5 separate regions of the Mus musculus genome follow, and all the other regions are linked to region 1. A link is a loop called in an ENCODE intact Hi-C map of the cell type or tissue named here. Cell type or tissue: left cerebral cortex. All regions are shown on one strand. Each heading gives the region's core, and the rest is flanking DNA. Links, peaks and the distances in the headings are about the cores only.

Evidence for each region. Peaks named below come from ENCODE experiments on the same cell type or tissue, not always from the same donor. Only the 100,000 strongest peaks of a DNase experiment are listed, where the experiment ranks them.
Region 2: it touches region 1 in a loop (4-fold over the local background); 10 of 42 quality-filtered maps call a loop at or near these places.
Region 3: a loop joins it to region 1, with 9 times the contacts of the local background. A loop is called at or near these places in 18 of 42 quality-filtered maps.
Region 4: it touches region 1 in a loop (4-fold over the local background); 2 of 42 quality-filtered maps call a loop at or near these places.
Region 5: a loop joins it to region 1, with 2.0 times the contacts of the local background. A loop is called at or near these places in 7 of 42 quality-filtered maps.

The regions. Positions count from the first base shown.
Region 1 is chr5:150,165,700-150,171,783 of GRCm38, forward strand. It overlaps a transcript of Fry not described here. Among named protein-coding and RNA genes, the nearest start is that of Gm52797, 38 kb to the left of the region's middle. In left cerebral cortex, for the core only: CTCF peaks have their summits at 3,206 (motif pointing right) and 3,969 (motif pointing left); DNase peaks (open chromatin) are centred at 1,903 and 3,178; H3K27ac peaks cover 1,335 bases.
Region 2 is chr5:150,230,378-150,236,461 of GRCm38, forward strand. It overlaps a transcript of Fry not described here. Among named protein-coding and RNA genes, the nearest start is that of Fry, 27 kb to the right of the region's middle. In left cerebral cortex, for the core only: a CTCF peak has its summit at 2,966 (motif pointing right); DNase peaks (open chromatin) are centred at 2,631 and 2,996; H3K4me3 peaks cover 301 bases.
Region 3 is chr5:150,423,910-150,429,993 of GRCm38, forward strand. Fry (FRY microtubule binding protein) reads left to right here. Exons shown (of 61, transcript NM_172887.2): 37 at 2,292-2,442; 38 at 3,119-3,222; 39 at 4,144-4,329; 40 at 5,817-6,015. Among named protein-coding and RNA genes, the nearest start is that of Gm36299, 19 kb to the left of the region's middle. In left cerebral cortex, for the core only: a CTCF peak has its summit at 2,921 (motif pointing left); a DNase peak (open chromatin) is centred at 2,892.
Region 4 is chr5:150,344,326-150,350,409 of GRCm38, forward strand. It overlaps Fry (FRY microtubule binding protein), which reads left to right. Exons shown (of 61, transcript NM_172887.2): 5 at 1,228-1,318; 6 at 1,526-1,605; 7 at 1,721-1,801. Among named protein-coding and RNA genes, the nearest start is that of Gm36299, 60 kb to the right of the region's middle. In left cerebral cortex, for the core only: CTCF peaks have their summits at 3,722 (motif pointing left) and 5,220; a DNase peak (open chromatin) is centred at 2,200; H3K27ac peaks cover 2,170 bases.
Region 5 is chr5:150,364,308-150,370,391 of GRCm38, forward strand. Fry (FRY microtubule binding protein) reads left to right here. Exons shown (of 61, transcript NM_172887.2): 12 at 5,162-5,265; 13 at 5,820-5,928. Among named protein-coding and RNA genes, the nearest start is that of Gm36299, 40 kb to the right of the region's middle. In left cerebral cortex, for the core only: CTCF peaks have their summits at 666 (motif pointing left), 2,087 (motif pointing right), 2,918 (motif pointing left) and 4,664 (motif pointing left); no DNase peak of the experiment used is centred there.

The DNA of each region.
Region 1 (6,084 bases), core at 511-5,510:
AAATGGGACAGCCAATTGTTGATACTACTTTGACCTCTTTTCTGGACATCGACACCCTTGACTGAATAAGTAGCAGAGAAGAAAATGGAAGGCAAGGAGTGTGGATAAACCAACTTCTAATGTGGATATTGCAATGTGTGTTTATAAAGCTAGAAATATGCCAGTATGTATCTAGTGAATTTGGCTAGAGAAATTGGGTCGGCTGATCTTGTATCTCCATTTATCCTATCAAGAAGAGGGGACATCAACTGAAGAATTGCCTCCATCAGATGGACATGTGGGCAAATCTATGGGACATTTTCTTGATTTATGACTGATGTGTGAGGGTCCAGCCCACTGTGGGTGGTCCTATCCCTAGGCAGGTGGTCCTGGGTAGCTAAACAAATCAGAGGAAATAAGTCAGTAAGCAGTGTTCCTCCATGGTCTCTGCTTAAGTCCCCCCCCCCCCCCCTTTCCTGGCATCTCTCCCTTTCCTCCCTGAGTTGATTTTGGATGATATTTTCTCTTAGCAACAAACACTAAATCAGAAGAGTAATAAATAAACTCCACAGGACTTGGGAAAGTGAAACGAGGTACCGTGACCATTCAGCCATGCTTGACTAGATCCTGGGCGTTTTAGGGCAGTCTTTATTCTATGTTATTTTGAGAAGTGTAGTCCAGGCTAGAAGCAAAACTTGCTGGGCTCACAATAGGCTGTTGCAGCCTGCTAGTTACATTGTTGCAGATTTTCTCTTCAGTTCAATGCTCTGGTCACCCTTCTCTCCACAGCTTGGGATAAGACCACAAGGGTGCTAATTGATATCACTTGCCACTTGTTCTAAGCTAACCTTCAGGCTTCCGGTGGCTGTCTTCTCTATATAATTCACTCCTCTCGGGCTGCCTCTCTGATACCTGTCCTGAAGTAGTTGCTTGCTACCATGTTCCTGAGCTCTTCTGGGTCGGCCCTAAAGATTTATTTCTAAGTACACTGTAGCCATCTTCAGATACACCAGAAGGGGTCATCAGGTCTCATTAGGTGTGGTTGTGAGCCACCATGTGGTTGCTGGGACTTGAACTCAGGACCTTTGGAAGAGCAGTCAGCGCTTTTAACCGCTGAGCCATCTCTCTAGGCCCTGATTGAGTTTTTCAGAGTTCCGTGTTTGTGGTCTGCATCCGTGAAGAGGGCTGGACTGTGGCTGGTGATCTGATAGGTCTCCCTGGCTTCATTGTCCTTACTCATGGGGTTGTGTGGCAGCCATAAACTCCAAGTAGGTGTTAACAGAAACAAAAGGCATGGGTGCTTTTCTGGTCTCTGCCCTAGCCTGCCCCCTTCCACTCTACTTTTTGTTTTGTTTTGTTTTTGTTTTTCGAGTCCTCTCTACTTTTGACTGGTGCCAGTGAAATAGGAAGCAGGCCCAGTGGCGGGATCCAGTCTGAGTTAACCCGTGTAACTACAACCCCTCTGACTCCTAAGCCAAGCTACACCCCTTCCCTAAGGGTGTGGGTAAGGCCAAACCCATTGACCAGAGTAAAGAATTTTTTTGTTTATTTGTCCTTGAAGGACTATTTATGGCATCTTAACCATGTGACACTCTTGAGACTGTAATTACAGAGTTTCGTTTGAGAAAAATCTATAACATTCCTTGTCTTACTTTCTCCATCTGGGATTTTGTATTGAGAGCAGTCTTATCTTGGTGGCCTGTCCCCTCCCCACCCCCACCCCCCTTGAGCATCCCCAGAGGCTACTGTGTGGTTTCCTTGGTGGCTTTTTTTTTTTTTTTGGAAACACTCTCCTGTTGCTAGGCAGATGGACCAGATTACATAAAATGTAGATTTTTTTTTTTTTTTTTTTTTTTTTGGAGAAGCTCTTTTGAGGGGCTAGGACCTGCAAGAATCAAAAGGCAGCTTGCGAGGTTTCCAGGAATGAGGCTAGAGGTTTAAAAACTGACTGATCAAAAGGATTTGAAAACAAAACAGAATGGCTTGCCCTGGTTTCCTTTTCATATATTTAACAAATGTGCACAGGGTGAGGCCATTCTCCTTCACCAATGTTTATTTCTTAAAGTTTGGTTTGTTTGTTTTTTCTTATTATAAGAGAAATTCCCTCTCATGACCAAAAGAACAACGACAACAACAAAAAGATAAAATTAAGAGATAAATTACAGAATGTAATTCTGCCTTATATGGAGGCAAATTAGTGTGTGTGTCTTTTTTCTGTTCATTTTTATTATCTCTCTGAGAATTTCATACAATGTATTTTTTAAGATTTTAATTTTAAAAATAAAATAAAATGCACATAGATGTTTTATCTGCATATAGGTGTGTGTATTGTGTGTGCACAGTGCCCATGGAGACCAGAAGATTCCCCTAGAACTGGAGTTATAGATAGTTGTGAGCTGCCTTGTGGGTGCTGGGATTTGAACCTGGGTCCTCTGGAAGAGCAGCCAGTGCTCTTAACCACTGAGCCATCTCTCCAGCCCAGCCTACAATGTATTTTGTGTGCATTTGTTTCACACACACACACACACACACACACACACACACACACACACACACTACTCAGAATCATTCTCCCTTCCCTTCCACAGAACTCATTTGAGTCATATTTTCTTGATACCTTCGTTTCTGTGCTTTAGAATATTTGCTGAATTCCAGTTAGCTTTTTAATACTTCCAGTTTGTTTGACTCCTACACAGGAACTCTAAAGTCAGTTCTAAATCCATGCCAATTAAAGGAGCAACTTTTCATTCCTGAGGCGTGAAACCAGGCTAATGGCACTTTGGACAGTAAATCTTCTTTATTTAGAGATAGGGTCTCAGCCTTCCTCAGGAATTACAGTAGTGTGTGTGTGTGTGTGTGTGTGTGTGTGTGTGTGTGTGTGTGTATGCGCACGTGCCACGCGCGCCCGCGCATGCCCAGCTATTCAACCTTTTTAATGGTAAGTTTAATAATTGTGTGCTTTCCTTAAATATAAGCTCTTGTAAATCACCAGTAGCTCTTCATGGAAGTTTCCCACAAAATAAGCACTATATAGAATTCCAGAGATTTCCTTTTTGAGCCCAAATGTTTGCCACTCCACATGACACCGGATCCAGTTCCACGTGTGGGCATGGTTAGCATCCAGGCTGGTTGTTTGAGACATTCCTCTTTAGACACATTAGTGGTTTCTCACAAGGCTCATTTCCAAATGGCTATAGATGCAGTCGGTAATGACGGTAAAGATACGAAGCGAGCACCAGAGGGAGCTAGAGGCACGCAGTTGTCTGCATCCACACAGCGCCCTTAATGAAAAAAGATGCCATGAAATTGAAAAAGAGCAAGGGGGAGGGGGTGGGGTTTATGAGAGGATTTGGAACGGAAAAAGGGAAGATGGAAGTGGTGTGGTCATATTATAATCTCAAAAAATAAAAGGAACATTTTAAAGCAGTATTTCTTTAAAAAAAAAAATGCTATCTTGTCCTGAGCAGATATTTTTGAAGGGATAGAATATAACGTTAATATGTGACCTATCTTTTCCAGCATCTGGAATTTGGTTTTTTAGCAAACGTTTGAATGTGAATGACTCGAGTTTGAATCTTAAGCATCATTTAGGGAGTCTGAGTATCATATGCAAACAAACCAGCCTTATACATGTAATTTCTCATTATGATCCTGTAAATAAATATCATCAGGTGGTTTGCATCATAAGGTGAAGTCAATAAATCTGTGTAAATAGCAACACAGATTTGTGTGTGTGCGTGTGTATGTGTGTTAATACAAAAATTAAAATCCAGGCTCAATACTGATAGAAGAAACTTTCTTATTGCAAATGTTGTGATCTTAAAACCTCAAAATGAAAATTTCATAAAATGAACTGAGACTGGAGAGATTGCTCAGTAATTAAAAGCACTGGCTGCTCTAGCAGAGAACCCAGGTTCAATTCCCGGCACCCACATGACAGCTCACAACCAGCTGTCACTCTAATTCCAGGAGATCCGACACCCTCTTCTGGAATCTGTAGATACTACACGCACATGATGCATGGACACATGCAAGAAAAATCATAGACATAAAATCAGTAAATCTAAAGAATTAAAAAGAAAATGAACTGAATTGAAACAACCGTTGAGTCCTTCCACTTTCTCTCCCTTCTTGTTTCTTCCCTACCACCAACCCGGATGCAGTCACAGGCCTCAAAAGAGTCAGTCTGAATGCATGGTCATATGACTTGGGTCCCTCCTCTGGCTTATATGGATCCATTGTCCCATTTTATCCCTGAATTCTTTTTTTTTTTTCCATTTTTTTCAAGACAGGGTTTCTCTGTGTAGCCCTGGCTGTCCTGGAACTCACTCTGTAGACCAGGCTGGCCTCAAACTCAGAGATACACCTGCCTCTGCCTCCCAAGTGCTGGGATTAAAGCCATGTGCCACCACTGCCCAGCTTATCCCTGAATTCTTTGAACAAGGCTGACAGAGTCTTTGTTAATACTACTGATTAAACTAAAATCAGATAACTCTGCCCAACATGTATAATTCCATCCCAATATATATTGGAATAACTGACCTAAATCTTTAATTGTTTGGACACTGTAAGGAAAGAGTAGGCATAAGGAGTGTTTTTATTGTTGTTTTGGAGGGTTTTGTTTTGTTATTTTTTTTTTCCAAATATGTCTTTCTCCCTGTAAATGACGTGGTTCCTCCAGTTTCATGGGTAACTTTTGCTGGAAGAGAAGTTCACTTTCTTTTCTTTTTTTTAAAACATTTTTTAAATTTTATTTATTATTATACAATAAGTACAATGTAGGTGACTTCAGACACACCAGAAGAGGGCATCAGATCTCATTACAGATGGTTGTAAGCTACCCTGTGGTTGCTAGGATTTGAACTCAGTACCTTCGGAAGAGCAGTCAGTGCTCTTAACCTCTCAGCCATCTCGACAGCCAGCAGTTCACTTTTGTAACTGCAGAAGCACCTCTCGAGCCCCCAGGCCAGTGAAACCAAATAGATTCACTTTATTTTATAGCCATCACCAACCTCTATCTCCAGCTGTCTTTCCACATTTCCAGACTGAAACTCAGTATCCACCGATGAGTGAAAAGTATTCTGAGGTATTCTAGATCTAATCAGAAGAGCCAGAGAAAGGAGGGAGAAAGAAAGAGAGATGACACTGATTCATATGTGATAGGCCGAGCAGAAGGAAAAAAAACACTTTGCACGTGTGGGTAAGGGCCAGACCTTAAGTTGACCCCTGCACTGACCTTGTATGTCCTACCCACAACCCCACCCAGTTCAGAAGCTTTGAATGCTGCAACCAAACCACTGTCCTTGTCCATAACCCATAAAGCCTCGCTGTCTATGATCTATGCCTCCATCCCCCAAATTTCACCCTCAGAAAGGGTGAATGCTTCTTTGAATCATTTACTTCCAGAGGTCCCAAGTTCAGTTCTCAATGCCTGTGTTGGGTGTATTATCATTTCCTGTAACTTAAGGTCCAGGATCAGATACCCTCTTCTGACCTCTATAGACCTTGCAATTACACACACACACATACACAATTTAAACATAAAATAATTCTGTAAAGATGTAGCTGTACCACTTATAAGTGGTAAAAATCCGTTACATGTTTTAAATTTTAAAATCTGCTTTTAAAAAAAACACTCAGTTCTCCCATCATGTAGACATTCTGTGAAGCTCTGAGGTAAAGAAAAGACAAGAGGGACAGATCAGTGTTTGGGGTAGATGTTTATGTAGGGGAAAAATTAAAACAGATTGTGGTAACTTTCAGGTATGGTCAGGTATGGTGGCACATACTTGTAACCCCAGTACTTAAGAAGTTGAGGCAGGAGGATCATTCGTTTGAGGCCAGCATGAGCTAAATAGCAAAGTCCTGCCTCAGAACAACGATAACAATAATATTCACCGCTTGATACCTATAGAGTGGTTTTTGCGTGGGCTCTTTCCAGGAGTAAGCAATATCAGGGGTGAGGCAAGAATTGGTTCCAGAGCCAGACAGGCCATGGAAAGAAGGTGGCTTTATTGGCATTTCTGTGGGAGGTGACAGAGTGTTTCAAGCACAGCAGAGATAAGATCGGATTTTTGTAACAGAAGATCACACACAGTACAGTAA
Region 2 (6,084 bases), core at 752-5,751, 65 kb after region 1:
TTTTATGGGGATTCTTTGCAGCCAAAACAAAGCAGTGTCCCTCTATCAGGACACTACTTGAGGACCTTCTCAGTCAAGAGTCACTCAAAACCAAATCTAAGGCCTTATGTATTTTGGACTAAGTGGTGTGAAAATGAACTCCAGGTTCAAATGCAGTCTGACTTGTGAGTCCCAGGTCTCGGCAGTAATTGCTTCTGTCTCCACAGTACCACGATCCCATACTTGTGTGTGTATGTGAGTGTATGTTTGTGCGTGTATGTGTGTTGTTTGTGTAAGAGTATGTGTTGTGTATAGGTGTATGAGTAAATATGTGTGCATGAATGTGTCTGTGTATGTGAGTGCTTGCATATATGTGTATTGTATGAGTGTGTGTGTGAGAATGTGTGTGTTGTGTATATGTATGAGTGTGTGTTGTGTATGTGTTTGAGTAGGTGTGTATTGTGTATGAGTGTGTGTGTGTGCGCGCGTGTGTGCATGCACGCGTGACCTTGGCTTGGACATAAAGCTGTTTTTCACATTCTTGAAACCTCAGCATGCAATGAAGGCATCAGGGCTGTCTCCATAGATATCTAACCTCATGATGCTGAACTGATTTGTCCATGGAGTGACCAAGGTTGCCAGAAGCAAGAGAAAAAGTTGTTCTGCCCTAACGTGGCCTTTGCTTGTGTCCCATTAGTTATGGCTATGGTGCCGCTTGTGTAAGTCCCAAGGGGTGGGGTCTGCAGTCCCCCTCTGCCTCTAGCAGGTCAGATGCCACTCTCAGCTAGGCTGGTGGGGGAGGCAGTCTAGGTTGAGCAGGATCCCAGTCTGGTTGGGAATGAGTGCCCGGGACACATCGCTTCTTCCCAGTGCTAAAGTCATCTCTCTGTGAGAGGAAAGAGAAGGCCTTCTCTGATGATCTTTAATGAAGCAGCTCTCTAAGACAGTCTTAGCTTGCTCATATTTCTTTATGGGGGTAGGTTTGAACACATACACTCCATTCAGGGTGAACCGAGGGTTATATAGTTTGGAGAAAGGTGTGAGAATATCCAGGGAAGAAAAAGGTCATTGGCTGAAGGCTACGGGTACTGAGATGCCTCATCTGCACGTGGAAGAGTTCAGGCGCTGAGCGATTTGACTGATTACTTGTGATCACCTGGTTGAGGCTTGCCTGGTTCCTTGCTCCCAGGCAAACATGGAACAGGGAGGGAGCTACCACACTCCTGCTGGTCTCAGGGTGAGATTCTAATCTCAGCTTTTGAGATTTCTGGAGTTTGGACATGCCCAACCTCACGTGTTCCATGCTAGTTCCTCTGGTGGCACAGTCCCCATGCCCTACAATAACAAGTCACTCAGACAGTCTCAGATTCCAGTAGATGAGTAAATTCTTCTTCCTGATACAAGGGTAATGTAAGTCAATATTGCAATGGAGATGCAAGCGGAGATGCTTTGTGACATCTGTGCTGCCAACCACTCTGGCCATAAATGCCATATCACAGAGGAAAGAGCGTCTTACCTAATAATAGCAGGATAAAATTTCCTCAAATAATATAGCTAGAATGGAGAAAAATAAATAAAACCAAAAAAAACTAAACAAACACACAAACAAATGCCTAGTACCCCGGGCTAGTGAGCATGTCCTTGCTAGAAATATCTTTCTAGAGTACAGAACTCTGTCTTCTATGGTATGGAGAAGGTCTGGCAGAATTGCCTATGTTTGGAGAAAAGGGCAGGACTCCACTGAGGAGACTGAATGAAGTCCAGATGAAAGGCAGGGAAGGCTCGAGGTGGGTGAGTGGGCAGGCCCTGGAATAACTAGGAAGGAGAGGATGCAACAGAGAGCTGAGGTTAGCACCAGGGAAAAGTGGTGTGTGTGTGTGTTTGTGTGTGTAATTTGATAACCGCCTGTACTGCTTTTCTACCGTTGGGCAACACTGTGTACTCACACAGTGGGAAGCCTGACCCTTTGCTCAAGGTCAGAACCAAGGCCTTGACCAACCTGAACTCTTCCCTAGAGGCTCTGGGAAGGCTGTTTCCTGGCTCACACCAAGTACTGCCAGTACTTACAAGAGGTGGTTCCTGTTATTGGCTATCACTTTGGATGTTGTAACCAAGTATCAACCGCGGGCTACGTGTCTTACACAATAAACAATTATTTTCTGGCCACTCTGAAGTGTGCCAGCCTAGTTAGGTATTATCAAGGTAGATGACGACTGTGTCACTGTCTAGTCACGTAACACAGAGAGAAACATGTAGAAGAAGATTCCTGCAGGCTCTTCTTTCTGAGGGCAGTAATTCTGAGACCCCGGGCTCCACCCCATGACGTCATCTAATCCTAGTGACCCTCCACAGGCCCCATCTCAAAACACCACCACTCTGGGGCTTGCCCCTTCAATACAAACTAGTTTGAGAAAGTACTGTTTGGTATCTGAGAGGCATTTCTTCCTTCTCTCATGGCACCTTCACCATGACAGCACAGGGGCATACCAAATCGGCCACCCCCGCCGCCCCGCTGCCCCGCCCCCCTCCCCTCCCCACCCCTCCCCTCCCCTCCCCGCTGCCCCGGGGCCTTGCATGTCTTTCCCCGGCAGAGGGCACTGTCTGTCTTTGGAGGCCCACCCGGATGGTTCCAGGTTGAAGTTCACTTCTGATGACTGATGTCAGCCAGGGGTGATGCTTCCCAGAGGTTAGGAGGCTGCGGTGGGGCATCTTTGGAAGACATTTCTGTGATTTCTGCGTACTGCATCGTCCCTTGTAATGAAAAAGTTAGACTCAAGGAGATTTCTTTGAAGATCTAATTTTATTGTGCAGCCGTATCACAGTATGGTTATCAGATGTAAAAGGCAGTAAGAAACCCCGCAGTAGTCATTCAGCCTTTTGAGGACGATGTCTGTCGTAAGGAAGGTGGACTAAGATCCAATAAGACAGGCTGGTGATGTTAGGTGGGTCAATGGCTTCAAGCATCTCTCTCCTTCTGTGCTAATTGCCGCCACTAGGTGTCACCATATGCAGCTGCAGAGACTATGAGTATGATTTGAAGAAGAGGTGAGCAGCTCCCCTTCCAGAATGTTCGGCTCCTCACCCATTGGGGAACTCAGAAGTCTGAGAATGATCACAGGAGAAAGGCGGACCTCCTCCACGGGTAGACAGTGCAGTCGCCTGGGGAAGGGGCTTATTGGCCTCACTGTTAACTTGGCTTTCAGACCCTGGCTGTATTCATTACACAAGTGAATAGACTGTAGATACAACTGGGAACCCGTGGGGCAGAGGACTTCTGGAGCCTGGGATGGAGGACCAAGGGGCCGCCCTTCAACTGTTCTTCAGCCTCAGAAAGGGAAGTCAAGTAAGAGGAAATAGTAGGAGAGCAACCCGTTTGCTATTTGTTGGTACTCTACCCAGGCAGATACTGTAGTAAGAAAAGCAAATCGAAAGGGGATGATGAACACTGCCTGGGCCCTGTGCAGTGTCCGCGAAGCTGGGCACAGCCCCGCCTGGCTGACCGCTCCCTGGTAGGGACCTATGTCCTGGGCAAACACCTGTTTCTCTGCTGGGGAGTTTCCACTCTGTCCAGAGCACAAACTCCTGAAGTATTCAAAGGTGTGTGCATTCTCTTCCCTAACAGAAGGGAAATATAATCTCTTTAATTCATATGTATGTATGTATGTATGTATGTGTGTGTATATATATATATACACATATATATGTATATATATATAAAACCTCTGGTCCCTGAAAGCTACTGGGGTGTCAGTTGGCCTTGGCTCATATCATCCACTCTGATTGGAAGGAACCATGGCCCACTGCTAAGCCTGGCAGGGAAAGAGTACACTTGGCTGCTTCAGAAGAAAAAACAGGCTCTGGGATGCAGGGGTAGGGAGGTGAACAGTATAAGGAATGTACCTCAAGCTCATGTGTGTGTGTGTGTGTCCATAATTATGCAAGGGAATATATACATATACCCATAATTATGTATAGAAATATATATATATATTTACATATATATATATATACATATATATATATATATATATATATTTGTCTTATAATCTGGTTATCCCCACTCAGTTGTGTGTCAGGCTCATGTGGATTACATCAGACTCAGAATATTTTTATGGTGGCAATGTGACTTTGCTAGCCAGGGTTTGCCAAGACATCATAGTGAGATGTGGTGTCTTTCAGGGAAGTGACTGAGCCTTCACCTATGTCAGTGATGTTTACCTGAGTCTTCTTTCAACTGCCTATTTCAGAGGTAGTATTGGTTTTTCCAAGTTCTGCATTCATAACTAGTCGATGGACCTGTCCCTTCCCCCCACCCCCGTTTGCAGCTCCATCATGATATTGCAGACAAGGGATGAGATCGTGTGTAGTCCTACCCACTGAGTACCAGGCCCCAGCACAGTGGTTCTCGACATTTCCAAGGCTGCAATCCCATAATTCAGTTCCTCCTTTTGTGGTTGATAAGTGAGCCAATTCAAGCCAAATTAAAGTATAAAGGCAGGTTTATTTGGGGCACCTCTCAGGCAAGTTCACTGACCACACAGGAGGGGCTGAGTGAAGCCATGCAGAGGGAGACAGGGGAAGGAAAAGAGAAAGAGAGAAAGCGTGCTCACAGATGGAGAAGAGAGAGGCAGCCACCAAAATGTCTCTGGGGAGTGGGGAGAAGCCCAGCCCCTGGGGTGTAAAATTCAGGACAGAGGGTGGGGTATGCCAGCATATCCTGTAACAAATAGGTAGGGACTGAGGGACCCGACGCTGGGAGAACCTGGAGGCCAGGTCCTCTTTGGTACGTAAATATGCACCTCAGCTGTTCTTCCCAAGTCTGAATGCCAACAGTGATGATTCCCCAACCAGAAAATTATTTTCCTTTCTATTTCAGAACTGTAACTTTGCTACTGTCATGAATTGTAATGTAAATAACTGATATGCAGGATGTCTGACATATGATCCCAGAGAGGTTGAGACCCACAGGTGGAAGACCACTGCCCTAGCAGATGCTGTTATGGAAATAACTATGACTATAAATATATTTGAAATTAAATTTGCTCCTTACTGTATCAACAAAGCCTAAACACTATTTATCCTTCAAGTTCCCAAGGCATATTCTGATAAAGGATCAATCTTAAGAAATGCTGCCGGGCAGTGGTGATGCACACCTTTAATCCCAGCACTTGGGAGGCAGAGGCAGACAGATTTCTGAGTTCGAGGCCAGCCTGGTCTACAGAGTGAGTTCCAGGACAGCCAGAGCTACACAGAGAAACCCTGTCCCGAAAAATAAAAATAAAAAATAAAAAGAAAGAAAGAAATGTTGTGTTTTGCTACCTGGCAGAAGTTTTCTGAGTTCTGGTTCCTGGGGAGGGGAAGGGGGAGGGGGAGGGGGAGGGGCAGTCCATCATCAGGCCACTCCACGGGTCCTTGCTTTGCTTCTCTCAAATTGCCCCGGGATTGGCAGACTCTGTGCCATGTGGGTGCTGGGAATTGAACCTGGGTCTTCTGCAAGAGTAGCTAGTGCCCTTAACTGTTGAGCCATCTCTCCAGCCCCTTGAGATATAATCTTCATCCTTTAAAATAAATTATTTGCAGAGCGGGGCCCAGGGGAAAATTTGCTTCTTGGTCTTAATTCTGCTTTATTTCTGTATCCCCTTGTAGACTCCCTCTTCCCTCTGAGAATGTGGCTTACACAGTTGGGCTTGAAAACATAGTTTATCCAATCTCAGGAAAAGTGGCAGTAGCTCGGTGACAGAGTGACCCAGTTACATGCAAGAGCCTGCTGAGTGTCTCCACCTGGTAGCCACAGGGACGATCAGGTGTCGCTTCAGAAAGGAACATCGGGCCAGGATCTTGTCCATTTCAGAGAGGCCAAACTCACATGTACTGAGTCTTCAAAAGGGCCACCAGTGAGAACAGCTTGTCTTTCTTAAACTCTGTGAAATTTTTTTTTGTTTTCTATTAAGGGAAAAAAAAAACCCTAAAATTGTATTTGCTTCTCAAAAGAAATGTGTTTCCTACTTCAGAGATAGGGTTAAGAAGACAAAGAAAGAAGAGTTAAAATTATTTTAGCTGCTCATATGTTTGGGGACTTGCACTGTCCTTTTCTTCCCAGTAAAA
Region 3 (6,084 bases), core at 423-5,422, 260 kb after region 1:
CACATACAAATAAAAATAAGTATAAATTTAATTGAGTCTTGAGGAGGTTAAATGGTATACGGACAACTGCCCCACCGTGCGGCAAACATGGTGGAGCAACACCCACTTCTCTGTGGTGAGGAGAGAAAGCCCTCAGCCAGCCAGCTGCTCTGAAGTGTGTCCCTATGCTCAGGGTGCAGGGTATGGACTTAAATCCTGCCCTGCCTTGCAGAGGTTGGCTTAGGGAGCCCAGTGCTGGTTTAAATGCTGCTATCTTTCCAAAGGCAAGGTGTTCTAGGGATCCCAGTCCCAAAGCATGATGACACCTCATGGGCAGGTGGCATCTCAAGGTTTGAGCAAAGCACCCTTAGATGTAGAAATATTTAATCTTGACCTGGGGTTTCTACCCTGCCTTTGACCATTTAGTTCCCAGATTAAAACCACACACACAACCTTTATATTTACAACAACCCTTAAACTGTACAAAAGCTGGACTGCTGCCTACCCTCCGTGCTGTTAGAATCTACTTTCCTATCGATAACCCCGAGTCATTGCTTACTGTGTCCGTCTGGGATGCTCTTAGCTCCAGCCAGCCAGCCCTCAGGGCCATGTTCTTATGGCTCACCTACCCCATGGCGGCTTCTCCTTCCTCCTCCCTTACCTTCATCTCCCTCGTGGTCCCTCTCTGACCCCCAAGCCTGGGAAACCTAAACCCCACATATGACTCTTCTTCCCAGGTATTGGCTGTTGGCATCTTGATTTACCACTCTGAAATAACTTGGGGAGAAGGTGTACTTGCGGGCTCTCTCATCTCTGGGACAACCAGGTGTCAGGAGCTCACACTTAGCATTCCAATAGATAGCAAAAGGATAAACCTCAACACCCGCACATCATTTCTTTTGATTTCTCAAAACAGCCATAAATAAATAAATAAATAAATAAAGTATTCTCTACTATGCTCTTGTGACAGAGCACTGGGTGAGGTTAAAAGAGAGACTAGAAGAACATTCCAGTCAGAGGAACAGTAGAAAAGAAGTTCCTGAGACTAGACCAAGTCTTGTCTAGCCATGTACAGAACAGCAAGGTAGACATCGTGCCTGGGGTGGAGGGAACAGTGGGGGCATGGGAGGCAGTTAGCCATAAAAGAGGAGCTCGGTAGCCTTGACTCCTCAGGTCATTTTGTGGGCTGCAGGCTTCCTTAAGGGAACCTCTGGACAGTGGACAAGGAAAGACACATGGCCAGTTTTTCCAAAGATGGCTCTCTGTAGAACACGGGGTGTGTGTATAGTAGAAGCAAGATGGCAGTAAGGAACCATGGTAACAGAGGAAAGTGGACCAGACACAGAGAACAGTAACCATGGTAACAGGAGAGTGGACCAGACACAGAGAAAAGTGACAGAGCTCGGACACGTGGTCAGATGGATACAAGGGGTGTGTTTACAGGCAGATCTCTCCAAATGTGTTGAAATGTCAGTTTCCTCAGCATAAAATGGGGGTGCTCGTAGTAGATAGCCATGACTAGACTCTTGAGGTAAAAAGTACACAGGACAGTGCCTGATGTGGTAACTGTCTGGGTCAGTCCCTTGTGTTGTTGCAGAATGACCCTAGGTCTCTTGCTCTATGTTAGCTTGAAATACAGAATTGCATTTCTCTGCAGTGGAAATCATAATTGAACATTTTTTATATAAATTATTATTTATTTATTTTATATATGTGAGTACACTGTCTCTGTCTTCATGCACACCAGAAGAGGGCATCAGATCTCATTACAGATGGTTGTGAGCCACCATGTGGATGCTGGGAATTGAACTTCAGACCTCTGGAAGAGCAGCCAGTGCTCTTAACCACTGAGACATCTCTCCAGCCCCATGATTGAACATTTTTTTTTTAAAGATTCATTTATTTATTATATGTAAGTACACTGTAGCTGTCTTCAGACAATCCAGAAGAGGGAGTCAGATCTTGTTATGGATGGTTGTGAGCCACCATGTGGTTGCTGGGATTTGAACTCCGAACCTTCGGAAGAGCAGTCGGGTGCTCTTACCCACTGAGCCATCTCACCAGCCCGATTGAACATTTTAAAATGTATTTTTCTTTGCTCTATAATGAAGAACTACAAATCGTTAAGTAATAATTTATCAAGTAATTACATAATCAACTAATTCTAACCCAGTTGATGGTGCAATCCACACATACTGAGCCGACATTCTGGCAAGCATGCACTTACAAGATTTTTCCTAAAAGCACGGACTATGGTAAACATAAGTCTTTTCCCCAGAAAGTAAAGCAGCCATGTCCTCCTCACCCTGCAGATGATCCCATCTCTCCCTACACCGGCTGGTTGTTAAGTATTACGGAAGCCAAGCAGCCACAGCCCTTACCCATGCCGTGCAGTGGAGGATGCTGGGCCCCCTTGGTCGACTACCTCCCAGAGACCATCACTCCGAGGGGGCCGCTGCACAGGTGAGCAGCATGCATAAGCAAAGGGAGACGGGAGCCTTGACCAGACTTCTCTATCAGTGAGACGGGGACTTTTGCCAGGTCTCACAAAGGAGGCCCTTTTTGAATCCGTGTGACCTTGCCGACCAGCTTCTAGAACATTAGCAGTTTAGCGAAATCTCAGCCTATGACCCTCCGAATTTTAACTCTATAAGATCGTGAGACTTAATTCAATGCTGCTTGTTAGACGGCACCACGCAATGTATACGAGTGGGCTCAACCTCGATGTCTCCTTTTTCTTAAGTTCTTGTTGCTAGAAGATTCACGGTTCTGTGATAAGATTTATGGATATTTCCTGTAGTGGGGCTCTGTGTTGTCTCTGGGGAGCTGGAGAGATGGCTTCACAGAAGGCCTGGATTTTATGGCCAGCACCCACCTGGCAGCTGCTGCTAAATCCTGTTCCAGGGGGAACCCAGTGCCCTCTTCTGGCCTCCATGAGTACTGCATGCATGAAGTTCACATTTAGACACTCTTATATGCAGAGTAAAATTAAATAAATCTTAAAGAGTCTCTCTCCCTTGTATAAATATTTCTATCATTTTTTTAGTGATCCTATGCAGCATTGAATTGTGACTTGACCTGTTGGTGTATTTTCATCCTCTGTAGACGTTCATGCTCATTTTTCTGTTTTGATGGGCAGGTGTAATATTGCTGTGATCTTTATGACTGAGATGGTGGTGGATCACAGCGTGAGGGAAGACTGGGCTCTTCATCTTCCATTGTTACTTCATGCTGTCTTTTTGGGTAAGACTGGCTCTAAGGGGGATTCTAACCAACAGGATGATAAACATGCAGAGGTCTGGGCAGTGCTGGTGAACATCTTTTAATCCCAGCACTCAGGAGGCAGAGGCAGGCAGAGCTCTGTGAGTTCGAGGCCAGCCTGGTCTACAGAGTGAGTTCCAGGACAGCAGGGTACACAGAGAGGCCCTGTCACCTAGGCATGTGTTTCGTTACACATAGGTTACACTCTGAAGTGAGCCCTTTCCCTCCTCAGTTCCTTTCGGTGTTCATTTCTATCATATGTAACGTTCCAGGTCATCAGTTATCGTGCAAAACTGGCATATCTATAATCTAAACGTATTAATGATGCATCTTTCAAGACACCCAAAATAGTGTGGACTTATTTAGGGGTCTTTGGCTGAGGAAACAGATGGAAAGCCATGAAGCCTTGTCAAAGCAAAAAGAGACATAACAGGGAATGTGGCAGGCTTAGCAGCTAGCTTGAGATGTCCAAGTGTCAGGCAAGAAGTGGAGGGGAACCATCTAGAACGTCTGTTAAGTTAGAGAGCCTGGTGTGGTGACACACGTGTATCTGTGATCCCACCACTCAACGGCTGACCGAGGATCTCAAACTCAAAACCAGCCTGCACTTCCCAGCAAGACAGAGCTCACAAAGACATGTTTCTATTAAACAAATAAACAACAACAACAACATTTTAATAGCAGATGGGGGAAGAGATAAAAGAAACCCACAGAGAGGTCAAGAAAAGGTCACCTGTCAACATTTATTCAAGCACTTCATTTAAGTCACAAAGTATCTTATTTTTCCATAAGCCCAACTTCTTTATGTTGATTTCTCCCAGCATCCCAGAGTCTTCGCTATCCACAGAATCTCAGTGAGCTTTAGCAGCTGTTTATATTAAGAGACTATGCCCTCTGTTCCAGGTTTGGACCATTATCGGCCAGAAGTCTTCGAGCACAGCAAAAAGCTGCTGCTTCACCTCCTCATCGCCCTCTCTTGCAACAGTAACTTTCACGCCATTGCCTCTGTACTCCTGCAGACCCGCGAGATGGGGGAAGCGAAGACACTAACCATGCAGCCAGCTTACCAGCCGGAGTATCTCTACACTGGTAAGAGGAGAATTGAAGCTGTGTAGCAAGTGCAGGAAGCTGTGCAGTTCATGATGTTATGCTCAACTTTCTGCATGATAAAATGTTTCGTGTAACATGCCTCCAAAGCACCTTTTCATGGCTGAGTATCTTAAAGTGCATTTTTCATAAACCTTTTATCCACTGCCCTGTGAGTATGTTCCTATTGATGTATTTACACGGAAGGATGAAGTTGTGAAATAAGGTGACTATGCTCCTCGCCCCCCTCCTGCCCCCCGCCTGAGCAGGACAGGGCAAGCATGCAGGTGTCTCTCTTGTGCTTTCTTATTACCCTGAAGGGGTTTTTGCTTTATGGAGACTATGTTTTACTGAAATCTGACAGAACACAAATTTTAAAAATAGAGAAAAGGGAGGTAGTTGTATGTATACATTTTTAAACCACAGTATAACTAAAGATATTCAGTGTTAAATATATAATGAAAAGAACAGTATTCTCTTATAAGTCTTTGAATACCATGTGATATAGCTCATTAAAAGATGCTAATATAAGGTTAGGGTATAGATCAATGATAGAATATACACTTAGCACACATGAGGCCATGGGTCTAATCCCAAGCACCAAATACATATATGCATGTATGTACACATTGTATGTTCATACACACACACACACACACACACACATATTAGATACACACTTAATCAAGCTCATAGCCACATTTACTCAAAAACGTTAAATATAACTTACAAGCAGCCATTGGTTAATATTTCTTAAAGAAGTCATTTTAAATTGTCCAATACTTGAGACTAATTTCCTGACAGTATAGTTGGTGACTGACCTTTGGTAGCTCGGTTATTTATTGGTCAGGCCAGTGTATGTATAATACATATATGTACCACCCCTTTGCCACAACAGCCAGCCAAACCCCAATGTGAGATACAGCATCTCTCCCCATGGTGCCAGACACTGGTGTGCGCAGCAGTGCCTCTGAGGCCTATCATAAGCAAAGAAAAAACATTTGTGCCAGGCAGTGGTGGTGCACGCCTTTAATCCCAGCACTCAGGAGGCAGAAACTGGAGGATCTCTGTGAGTTCAAGGTCATCTGGGGCTACACAGAGAAACCCTGTCTTGAAAAAAAACAAAAAAGAAAAGTGATCGCTATTGATCATGACGACATAACCTCATAGCCTCAGTCCAAATCAAGTGGTTTTTGTTTTGTTTTTAAAGACTTATTTATTTATTTTATGTATGTGAGTACACTGTAGCTGTCTTCAGACACACCAGAAGAAGGCATCGGATCCCATTACAGATCATTGTGAGCCACCATGTGGTTGCTGGGATTTGAACTCAGGACCTTTGGAAGAGCAGCCAGTGCTCTTAACCACTGAGCCATCTCTCCAGCACCCTCAAGTGTTCTTTAATGTCACCTTATTCATACCTACCTCCAAGCCCCTGCAACCTTGCTGGCACCTTAGCCCTTTCTTCCTTTGCCTTCTCGTCCCACTAGGCGGCTTTGACTTCCTGAGAGAGGATCAGTCATCCCCAGTGCCAGACTCTGGCCTCAACTCCAGTTCCACCTCCTCCAGCATCAGTCTGGGGGGCAGCAGCGGGAACCTCCCACAGATGACCCAAGAGGTGGAAGATGTCGAAGCAGCCACTGAAACGGACGAGAAGGCCAGCAAGCTCATCGAGTTTCTGACGACCAGGTAATGGGGGTGCTGGGCGTCCGGCTGCTGCTCCAGACGGCTGCTGTTGAAAAATCGCCAGCCCTTTAA
Region 4 (6,084 bases), core at 659-5,658, 180 kb after region 1:
AGACACACAACAAAAGCATCTCATGCTTTAAATTCCTTTGGCTTATTCTGAAAATACCTTCCAAGGGAGTGTGTATCCTGTTAGCCTCAACAAGTATGGACCCTCTATGTGTTTAGGAGATTACACTAAGTACTATAGATGCCTGACCACTTCAAACCTTCATTCAAGTAAAGTTGACCATCTCTCTTGAAAAAAAAAAATCCCCAAACTGAAGTGCTCCTAAATAAATAAATAAATAAATAAATGTCTGATGTGACAGGAAGGTCAAAAGTAGATGACCCCACGGCTGATCTCACACCACAGATGCAGGCGACACAGAGAGCAGTATGCTCGACCCATGCTAATCACCATCAGAGAGTATTCATGAGACATAAGGAATTTTGTGCTTAGATTTGGATCTCATCCCCAAGATGTTACATGTACAAATACTCCAAAGTGAGAAGACATCCCCCAGCATTTCAGAGAAGAGACAGTCAATCTGTATCATTAGCATTTCCCTCTCATCATTGGGAAAGGTAGAAGAGGCATAGTTTAAGTCAGGACATTTCCACACCATGGCCATCCCACCCATTGAGGGTCAAGGTCAGTACCCAGCAGAAAGCAGGCAAGGAGATGCACATTTCCCTTGGCATGCCTTTACAATGAATACAAATACTCCACTTTACCCTTCCTCCTCCCTCCCTCCCTCCCTCCCTTTTTTCCTTCCTTCCTTCCTTCCTTCCTTCCTTCCTTCCTTCCTTCCTTCCTTCCTCCCTTCCTTCCATTCCTGTCATATCACTTCCTCTGTCAAATGCTTCCAGCTTCTCGTTACCCAGGATCCTTTGTGAAATCTGTTAATTACATCGCTACCTTAAGTCCCAAGATCCTTTGAACACACACCCCCACCCTGGAAGCTCTGTCTCACATATGAATCTTATTTTATCAACAGTCGCATTCCTGGGCTGCAGGGGGACTATAGGAAAGTTCACAGAATGAGGTTCTGCACCCACAGATGGCTATATGGTTGGCATTTTTTTAAAATCAAATATTCTGGCAGTATTTGCCCGTTGAGCCATAATGAAAGCAGCAACCTTCCTGTGCGGTAACACATGATCTCGTCATAGCATGGTGGTCCAGGGTAACACATGATCTTGTCAGAGCAGGGTGGTCCAGGGTGGGGACTGGGAGCAGTCTTCTGATGAGATGGTCCACTTCACCCTAAAAGTACCTTCGTTTTAACCTTCACAGTGATGAACAGCAGCGAGACTATTTAATGGAGAGACGGGACCTTGCCATTGATTTCATCTTTTCTTTAGTGTTAATAGAAGTCTTGAAACAGGTGAGTGATTCATTTACTATCACTTTCTATTTACACTTTGTAAGACTGACTACGTTTTAAAAGTCTGAATGTATGGCTTATGAATTACTGGGCAATGTGGACCCTGTTTATTGATTACAATAGGCCATGTGTCATTGTTGGAGTGACTATTATAGACAGGTTGTTTAATAATCTCTTCCAAATTCAATGTCATCTTTTTTTTTCCAGATCCCCCTTCATCCTGTAATTGACAGCTTAATACATGATATTATTAACTTGGCTTTCAAGCACTTTAAATACAAAGAAGGGTAAGGCGATTTCCCTCCTTAGAGTATTGACAACGTAGAACGCTAACTTCTAATTTAGCTCATTGATCTTTTCTGGGCACCAGACCCCTAACTTGTCTGCTTCTGTCCCACTCAGGTACCTGGGTCCCAACACTGGCAATATGCACATTGTGGCTGATCTGTATGCTGAGGTCATCGGAGTGCTGGCCCAAGCCAAGTGAGTGAGTGCCGGCGCCCTTGAGCCTCTAACGTACAGAAGCCTCTAACTTACAGAGCCTCTAACTTACAGAAGCATGTGCAGAGTGTGAAGCCAACTAGAGTCTCCCTCAAAACAGGTCCAAACTGCCTCTTCCATCTTGGCAGTTGGACCAGATCCCACCACATCCCTTCATTTCGGGCCACTGTTTCTAAGAAAGAAAAAAAAAATGTGTGTGACCAAATTACTTTCTCTCTTCTCAAATATTCCAAAGACATCTTTTAGTTTAGTTTTGTTTTGCTTTTCAGTCCGCCAGGACCAGATAGTTACTTACAGGCTCTCACTCGTAAGTGGGAAAATTCCATTCTACAATGTCCCTTTCACTACAGACCTTGCTTAATTCAACTGAGCTAAAAATGTCCCAGACATTGTCATGGAAACAAGTCAGGGGGGAAATTCTCCTTGCTAAATTTATCTGGCCCTGTGATACTTAGCAGGCTAGAACAGTGCCATGTTAGACTGTGAGCACTGATAAACTCATTCCAGACACGGTCACACCCTACCTGCCAGGCTTCATTCCGTTCAACTCAGAGGCAATCCAGTCAAAAGCCTGAATGGCTAGATCAGGTACAAGCAACTAAGGACATGGTGGGAATTCAGGCCAAGGAAACAGCTTATGGCGAATGATGCCCCAGTCCCCGTGAAGTGCAGTCGGGGGGGGGGGGGGTTGGGGAGAGGGAGAGGGAGAGGGAGAGGGAGAGGGAGGTCTGTCTTCAAGGGATGGAATTCTTCATGACCATTAAGTTAGTGCATTCCTCAACCCCCATTAGAGAAGCTACTTTTTGCAGTAGATGTCAATAATACAGGGACTCTCAACTGATCAGTGTACAGAGTAAGATACTATGGCATTCTCTCTCTAAGACAGCCATCTCATACTCCGTGTCTCTAAGGCCTAGGAAGCATCAGGGAAGAGAGAGCAGAAAGATGGTTAAGGACCAGAGGTAGTGTTTGCCTGCTGTGAAAATGTTTGCTGGACACGGAAGGGCTGTTGCCCGTATGAACTCGAAGCAGCTACGGCTCTGTGTTTAAGACCTGAGTAAGATCAAGCCAGCCCATATCCCTGCCTCACCCCTTGTTCCCATGGATACCAAAGTCTGGGATGCTCATGTCCATGCAAACAGCATATGCAGTCTTTCCACATAAGCTTTGCTCTTCCGACATACAGTTAGGTCACTCTGGGTAACCCATAACCCCTGATACCATATGAATGCTGTGGAAATAGTTGACACGCTGTATTGTTTAAGGAACAGTAAAAAGAAAAGAAAAAAAGACAAATGAAATTTCCTCACACCATGGAAGTGCATAATTTATCAAACTTTTTATGTCTTCGTCGTTGTCGTCATCATCATTATCATCATCATCATCCTTCTATTAGGAGGCACAAACAATTGGCAAGAGTCAGTTCTCTCCACTGTCAAGTCCTGAGAAGTAAACTCTGGTCCTCAGGCTTGGCAGCAAGCACCTTTATTTCCAAAACCATCTCGCTGGCCCCTCCAAAGCGTTTTCCTAATACAGCAACTTCACCTAAGCCAGGTAAAACCATAAGACCATAGAAAGTAGAGTCACCACCCCCCAACATGGCTTGTGTTGAGTTTTCCTTCTCTCTGATCCATCTTTCCAGCAAAGGAGTTGTCTGCTTTCTCACACAGGAAAACCTCAACGTTAGAAAATGGAGGTGGGACTGTCTGGAGGGCAAGGTACTGACATGAGGGAGAAGTATCAAGGTGAATGACAGACAGTCACAGAGGAGCACCAGATGAAGGCTACACTAAATGACAGGGGCTAGAGAGCTGGTCAGAGGTACAGAGGAGCTGAGTTCAGTTCCCAGCACAAGGTAGCTCACAACCACTTGTAACTCCAGTTCCAGGGGATCTGACGCCCTCTCCTGGCTACCTCAGGCACTGCAGGCCATTGTGCTTGGGTCTCAAATATACTTTTAAAAAAATCTATTATGATCTTGTGGTTCCTGAGTCACTAGGGAAAGGAGGAATGATGTATTTTAGAAATAGTTTCATTTGGGCTGGTGAGATGGCTCAGTGGGTAAGAGCACCCGACTGCTCTTCCAAAGGTCAGGAGTTCAAATCCCAGCAACCACATGGTGGCTCACAACCATCCGTAGCAAGATCTGACTCCCTCTTCCGGAGTGTCTGAGGACAGCTACAGTGTACTTACATATAATAAGTAAATAAATAAATAAATAAATCTTAAAAAAAAAAAAAAAAGAAATAGTTTCATTTAATTGAGTAGTGAATATTTTTGCATTAAACTGGATAAAGCTGCAATTATCTGGTCCTTAGTTCATGCATACTTAGAAATGATCTTGAAAAGAAGAGATCAATATGTATATTTGCTGACTCATCAGACTATGAAAAATCTCAGTATATTTGTAATTATACTAGTAAAGTTCTCTCATGTTATCACATGGAAAGTTTGGTATGTTAAAATAACAAAAAATAAATGTTTGTACTTCTCTTAGTTTTTATGAATAATGCATACTACTGCATATTGTCAAATGACTGTCCTTGGCTAGGCAGGCTCCGAACAAGTTGAGAAACAATGTCATGCTAAGTGTGTTAGCTCAAGCCATCGCCCCAAATCTCAGGTTACTGGAGCAGAAGGATTGCTGCCACTGAGAGGCTAGCCTGGACTACAGAGTGAGTTCCAGGACAGCCTGGGTGACACAAAGAAACCCTGTCTTGAAAAGCCAAAAAAAAAATGGGGGGAGAGAAAGGGAGGGAGGGAGAGAGAGAGGGAGGGAGGAAGCGGGGAGAGAGAGAGAGAAAAGAGAAAAAAGAGAGGAGAAGAGAGAAAAGAAAAGAAAAGAAAAGAAAAGACAAGACAAGAAAAGAAAAGAGATGGGCTGGAGGGATGGCTTAGCAGTTAAGAGCACTGGCTGCTCTTCAGAGGTCCTGAGTTCAATTCCCAGCAATCACATGGTGGCTCACAGCCATTTGTAATGGGATCTGATGCCCTCTTCTGCTGTATCTGGAGTGTATTTATATATATATATATATATATATATATATATATATATATATATATATATATATATATATATATTATCTTTTAAAAAAAGAAATAACTCAAATTATAAGATGTTCATTTCATTAGCAAATGCATTAATTGCTATCATTCAAGGTTAGGCTGTTGGTTGGTTGTTGATTGGTTGGTTTCTCATCTTTATTCATGTTTTTCATTTTTTTCTTTTTTTTTCTAATGTGTATGGATGCTTTGCCCTCGTGTGTGTGTGTGTGTGTGTGTGTGTGTGTGTGTGTGTATGTGTGTGTGTGTGTTCCATGTGTGTGCAGTACATGAGGAGGCCAGAAGAGGGTGCCAAATCCCCTAAAACTGAAGTTACAGGTGGTTGTGGGTGCTAGGAATTGAACCCAGGTTCTCTGTAAGAACAGCCGGTGCTCTTAACCACTGAGTAATTTCTTCAGGCCCCTTTATGTGAGTTTCATAGAATACCACAAATTGAGTCATTGTTTAATTCTTGTATATGCTAAATATAGCACCAAATGAAGTATTAAAGGAAACACCATAGATAATCTTCTTTCTTTAAAAAAAACAACAAAAAAGGAGACCATTATAAAAGAAATTAGACTTTAACTGGAAATAGATCTGCAGGTTGGCTGTATCCTAAAATAACATGTTTGTGTTATATGGAACTTTTCACAGTAAAAAAAAAAATAGTTGCATCTATTTTTAAATGAAAAAGTAAAATTTTAGCCACTGCCTCATCGTATTGACGTACTGAGTTACGTAAGCAGCCTGCCTTTTTCTACCTCTCCTTGTTAGCTGTGGATTAAGAGTAAAAGAATAGATGTATAACTGCAGGCCTTTTCTATGAGAAGTGCCTGTTATTCAACGGGAGAAATGAATTGATATTAATTACACATTCTGACCGTGTTCACTCTGAGATGCCTCTCAGTGACGTCCTCCGAGTGGGCGCACAAGGGTGTGTGGGGCTTCTGCTTAACCACCTCCACATCAGGACTTCCCACTCCTAAGCAATTAATGTGCTCAGCATCGCTCCTGAGTACCTACTGTGTGCCTGATCTTGTGGAGCCTGCACCTAGCTCAGAGGTGTCAGACAATAAGCATTAAAGGAGAGAACTGTAACACATTCAAGTCAAGAATCTTTCTGCCTGCCCTCCCTAGCCCGTTTCTCTTCCTCTTTCTCTTTCCTACCTCCTTTGCTTGCTTCCTTCCTTGTTTCCTTCCTTGCTTGCTTCCTTGCTTCT
Region 5 (6,084 bases), core at 556-5,555, 200 kb after region 1:
GGGTAGAATTTATGTTTGATGATTAAGAATGCTTTATAACACAGCTCTCTGGATATATTGAATACATCTGGGGTTAAACATTAAAATATTTTGTACGATGATTTATTGCTGTGGCCCAAAGAGCCATTTTGGGGTTGACCCAAGTTGCTTTTGAAACAGAGCAGGGCAGCTTACTCTGAAAATTAATGATTTCAAAATTAGAATATTCTTTAGTGCTCCTGTAAAAGCTTGGCAGAAAAAAAAAAAAAAAAACAAGTAAAGGGTTATAAGCTGCCCCTGGAAAGACACAAGTGTAGGCTCAGACAATGTTTCCCTACACAGGCATTTCACGATAGAAGGTTCTAAAACTAGAAGCTGTAAGATCAGGATGAACCTGTGGGATCAGTGCTACACAGACTGGAACACGTTCCAAACTCCAGTTCCAATCTCCAGGGTGTGCACCATGCCCACTGTTGCTGTCACGGAGTGGGATGCACAGGGGAAGAACCCTGTGTCAAATGTGAGCCCTGGACAGACTTCATCTGTGAAGAGCTCTGGGTTGAATTTTGTAGAAGTCTTGTATCCCAGGAAACATGGAAGAGCAACTTGTTAGCCAAGATAAGGGCAAGGATTGGACTCAGTGAGTAGCCCATAACCACCTGTAACTGCAGCTCATGAGATCTGACACCCTCTTCTGGCCTGCATGGGCACCTGCACCCATGCTCACACATACACACTTAAAGTATGAATCTTTAAAATGTAATGAAATCCAGGTATGAGAATGGGCACCTGTGATCCCAGAATTAGGAAGCCTGAAGCAAGAGACTTGCCATCTTCCCAGCCTCCTTGCTTCCCACCTTCCCATCTTGACTTCTTTCATTTATAAAATGAATAAAAGTAAAAGACCCTGTTATTTCATTTAATAACAGGGTCTTGTTCTATATCACAGCCTGAACTATATATATCTTTAAGCCAGCCTGTGATACATAACAAGACCCTGATTCTAAATTCATAAATAAATGCTAGGTTATCTATATGGATGGTAAACTGCTAGAAGCCAATGCCCTAATGGAAAAGGATATTCAAAAATTGCTTGATGAATTCCAAGCAGAATAAAGTCATATCGTTTATGTTTAAATCTGAGCCCAGTACGAATTAGATGTGACTGTTCCTAATGTCATTAATACATAGAACACATTCTAACCCCCATCTTACACATTCAATAGGGAGGAGATGCCTGAAGAAAACTTGGCTTCGAATATAAACTTTACCTTAAATAGCTTCGGGGGTTTTTATTTTCTGTTACACAATTCCATTTGAGAAGGGACCAGACCCTACCGCATGTACCCCCTTCATAATCTTCTCCCCTACTCCCCCAGATGCTTCAGGGTGAGGAGCCCAGCATTTGCATCCTCCATGTTACCCTGGTAGCTTCCGCTGGTATGTTCTGCAGAGCCAAGCTGATGAGGGTCAGAGTGACTTGTGTGAGGAAGAGAGCTGTGCACACAGTCGCATGTTCTCAAAGTAAACCCACCCATTTAACATTGATGCCTTAGTCTGTCTACAGCATGAGACAGGACAGGCTGGGAGGAGCAGGCTGCCTTGGGAGCACAGGCAGGAAGTCTTTGGTATTTATACTTAGTTAACGTAGTCACCCATATTTATCACTGTGGAGTGATGGGGACTTTCAGTTCCTTGTCATTGAGGTATCATCCTTCAGTCACTCCTGGTCAGTGATTTCTGTCTGTTGTGTCTTAGGTTAGAGTCTGGATATCCTGAGAGCAAGAGGTAGAGAGAGAGAGGAAGAGAGTATACAATTGATGCCTACGTTTGTGTCAATCATACAACACTTAACTGGAAACGAGGGGACAGGCTTTGAAAAGTTACTGGTACTTTCAGAAAGTCATGTTCATTGCACTGATTACTGCATGCTGATTTTTTATGCTCCAAGCTGTCTAGTTGGAACCATTTCAAATTCTCTTTTCTTTTTCTTAAAAAAAAAAAAAAAAAAAAAGATTTATTTATTTATTTATTTATTTCATGTATGTGAGCACACTGTCGCTGTCACACCAGAAGAGGGCATCAGATCCCATTACAGATGTTTGTGAGCCACTGTGTGATCACTGGGAATTGAACTCAGGACCTCTGGAAGAGTAGCCAGTGCTCTTAACCCCTGAGCCACTTCTCTAGCCTAAATTCTCTTTTCTTGAACAATAACAATAAAATAATGTCCCAGTGAGGCCCAGATTTTTTTTTAAAGGAAATAAAGAAACCTTAGAGGTCAAGAAATTCCCTTACTGAGCTGGCTGGATGGTTAAGAGCATCTGCAGGTCCCATGGAAGGAATGGAAAGAGTGGGTTATATGTAAGAAGGGTGGTATCTGGGGCTTGCTGGCCAGGCAGGATCTTCCTCGTAGAGTTTGCTAGGGCAATTTAGGGAGTTGCAGAAGGATGCTATGATATGAAGGGTGCCTTACCATGAGGTGGGGGCAGAAGTGGTCCTGGTGGGCAGATCCATAATGCCCCTCAAGTTCATATGCCTCAGGAGGGCTTTAAATACAAAACGTAACTTATTTCTTGTATTCTTGGGGTATTATTTGACTGTACAGAGATTAAAAGAGAGGAGACAGGCTGGATGCAGGCATCACTGATAGCATCCTGAAATGGCAAAGTCAGATACCACTACCTACTCTCTGGGCAGAACAAATACAAATTTAAGCCAACCACGTTGCTGTTCAAATTTTAGGAACAATCAGAATATTTGTTTAGTACAATAGAAAATACTGTTCCTAAAGAATGAACAGATAGGGGCTAGAGAGATGGCTCAGTGGTTAAGAGCACTCACTGCTCTTCTGAAGGTCCTGAGTTCAATTCCCAGCACCCACAGGGCAACTCACAACCATCTCTAATGGCAGTTTGGGTATTCGATGCCCTCTTCTGGTTTCTGCAGGTATTGCACCCATGTGGTACCCTTACATATATGCAGGCTAACGTTTATACACATACCATTTTTTTAAGTTGAAATTAACCCAAAAGGCATTGAGAAAAGCCACTGGAACTGGAGATCTCAGTCCGCAGTCAGGTTGAGAAGATATAGGCTTTCATGGTTCACAGTTTGAGCACTGGTTTATGCGAGAATTTCAGGTGACTTAACTGTGCACTAGACACACTGAAAAGGGAACTTTGTAAGGGAGAGATGGACCCACTGAGACTAGAGGCAGGTAGATTCATACCCACACCAGCTGAGTTCAGAGGCTGCTTTTCATCATTAAGCAAGAACACCAGAGACAGACAGTTGCTGATGTGGGTCAGACTGCATAGTCTGGTTAAATGAAAGGAGAATATACATGTAACTTCATTAGTTACAACCCAATTTAACAAATCAAAGCATTGTACAAATCAGATCATTAGCATGCAAAAAATTTTTAAATTGTATATAAACAGGCACTTCTCAAAAACTGGATCCCACCCCACTTTAAGCTAGACAAGTACATGTAACATTTACATAGAAGGGTAAGCATTCGAGAATATGAAAAACTTTTGTAAAAAAAATTTGCCTTTAAATATTAATATATCTGTTGCTCTTATTGTTTTTTAAAATCTGGTGCTGGGTACTAGATTTAAGCGTTGAGTACTATGGGCCGGCATTTAATCCAGAAGCTACACCCATAAACCCTATTGTGCAATTTCTTTTTTTCTTTAAATTTTCTTATAGGTATATACTGTATTTTGAGTTATACTTCCCATGCACACCCCATTCCTCCTACCCACTTTTCCCCTTCCCCTTATTCCTTATCAATCCCCTCTGTCTCCCAGGTAATTTCACTTCTACTTTTATTTAATATTCACAAGCTTTATGTGACTACATAAAACTTAGGATCACAAATATGAACAAGAACATGTAACATTGCCTTTCTGGGACTGGCTTAATCCTCTCAATTTGGTTATCTCCAATCGCTCCTGTTTGCCTACAGTTAACTTAGCTTTGCACCTCTTTATGGCTGAGAAGAAATCCTATTTATTATTTATGGCATTTTTTTCTATCTATTTCCCATTGCTGGATGCTGCAGGGACCATTGATGTGCATTCTTCTCTGTGATGTGACCAGGTCCAGTCCTATGGCCTAAGTCAACCAGGGTGTGGAGTCTGCGTAAATGTACAGGCGTACTACAGCTGGGCGTACTACAGCTGGGTCTGACGGTGGAAGTACTTAAAAAGTCATGGACAGTGGAAAGTAGATGTGCCAGTTATTAAAATGTATTATGACTATATTAATTAAATTACTATTGTATTCACATTTGGGTGGACAAATAGAACAATGAATAAATAAATAAAATAAGCTAGGAGCAGATACAGATACATAGTAATAAATAATAATATGCAATAATTACTATTACCATATCAGTATTAGTTAATTTTCTTATTAATATTTGCTGTATTTATTATATATTTCGATAGTGTATAGTATAACCTAGTAATATTAGTAATGAAACAAACTGGGAAAAGATAAAGATACAAATACTCTCCTATCCTACCTTAAGAAACAGGAGCTAGGGCTAGAGAGATAGCTCACGTGGTTAAGAGCACTGCCTGTTCTTCCAGAGGTCCTGAGTTCAATTCCTAGCAACCACGTGGTGGCTCACAACCATCTGTAATGAGATCTTGGGCCCCCTTCTGGCACACAAGTGTACTCAAAGATACTCATACATTAAATTAAAAAAAAAAAAAACTTAAAATATTTTTTCTCCATGTCTAGGTTTTAGTATAGTATGTAGTATATCTTAGTCTCACTAAGTATTCAAGAGTAATTCAGATGCAATGGAGAATAGAAAAATCAGAACAATAACTGCATGAAAAGACATCATCTATCATGGGAAGACCATCCAACTCTTCTGTAAATGCTATGCCATTATACTGGTTGCCTGGCACCTCCTGAATTTCCATTTTGGCAAAAGACAGAGCGAGGGCTTCCTGTGACATTCCCCTGTCTCACTATCATGATCATAACCATGGGTTATTTATCCAGTGAACACCAGGAGGCAGATGGTTCAGGTGACCCAGATGGTGACATATGCCTTGTATGTGCCTGCCTCCAACCCGGTTGGCCCTCCCCACGCTTAGGAAAGACCCTCCTACATAGTGTGCATTCAACTAGTAACCTTACAGTTTGCATTCTGTTACAGAATAAAGACCCCAAAATGGCTCGCGTTGCCTTGGAATCTCTCTACAGATTACTGTGGGTTTACATGATTCGAATCAAATGTGAAAGCAACACGGCCACTCAGAGGTAAGGCCGGGTGGGCGTGAGCGAGCATGACAGGTGAGCTGGGCACACGCAGGGTGAGCCGGGTGCCCTTGCAGGGCGCTAGAGTCAGGCGTGCTCAGCCACCACACCATGCCCGGGGTTCTCTTTTATGGCTTCCCGACCTGGCCTGGCTAAAACCTGCTCAGAGCCAGAACTTCACCACTGTCTTAGCAGTAGGTCTTTAGCAGCCTCCTCTGGGACAGGGTCTGCACAGGGTCTGCTTCTGTGCAGCATGCAGCACTTTAAGGAAAGAAATAGCTGTCTATTATTTTTCTAGCTGCCCTGGGTTTTCCAAAAAAGAAAAAGAAAAGAAAAAATAGAACCTCTTCCTAAGAGTAATTGTGCCAATGGAAAGGGATGAGTTGGTTTGGTTTGGTTTTTTTTTGGGGGGGGGTTGTTTGTTTGTTTTCTGTTTGTTTGTTTGTTTGTTTGTTCTTTGTCCTCTGATACTAAGATGAAATTTGCATCATCCCCTGACAACTAGATCTCAGCCAACCTTGCTTGTTTTCTCTTTTTCGCCTGCCCTTATCTTGCAGCCGACTCATAACCATCACCACCACGCTTTTCCCCAAAGGGTCCCGCGGCGTGGTACCCAGGGATATGCCTCTGAATATCTTTGTGAAGATTATCCAGTTCATCGCCCAGGTAACGCCCGTATGTCTGCAGCGGCCCCCTCAGGCGTAGTAATCGCGTAAACAGCCCGCAACGATCCTTCATACATCCTGACCTCTTAGAAAGGGATTGCTTCTCCACACAGCCTATTCTTTTGCTTCACAACAGTCCGTGGATATGTTGAATGCC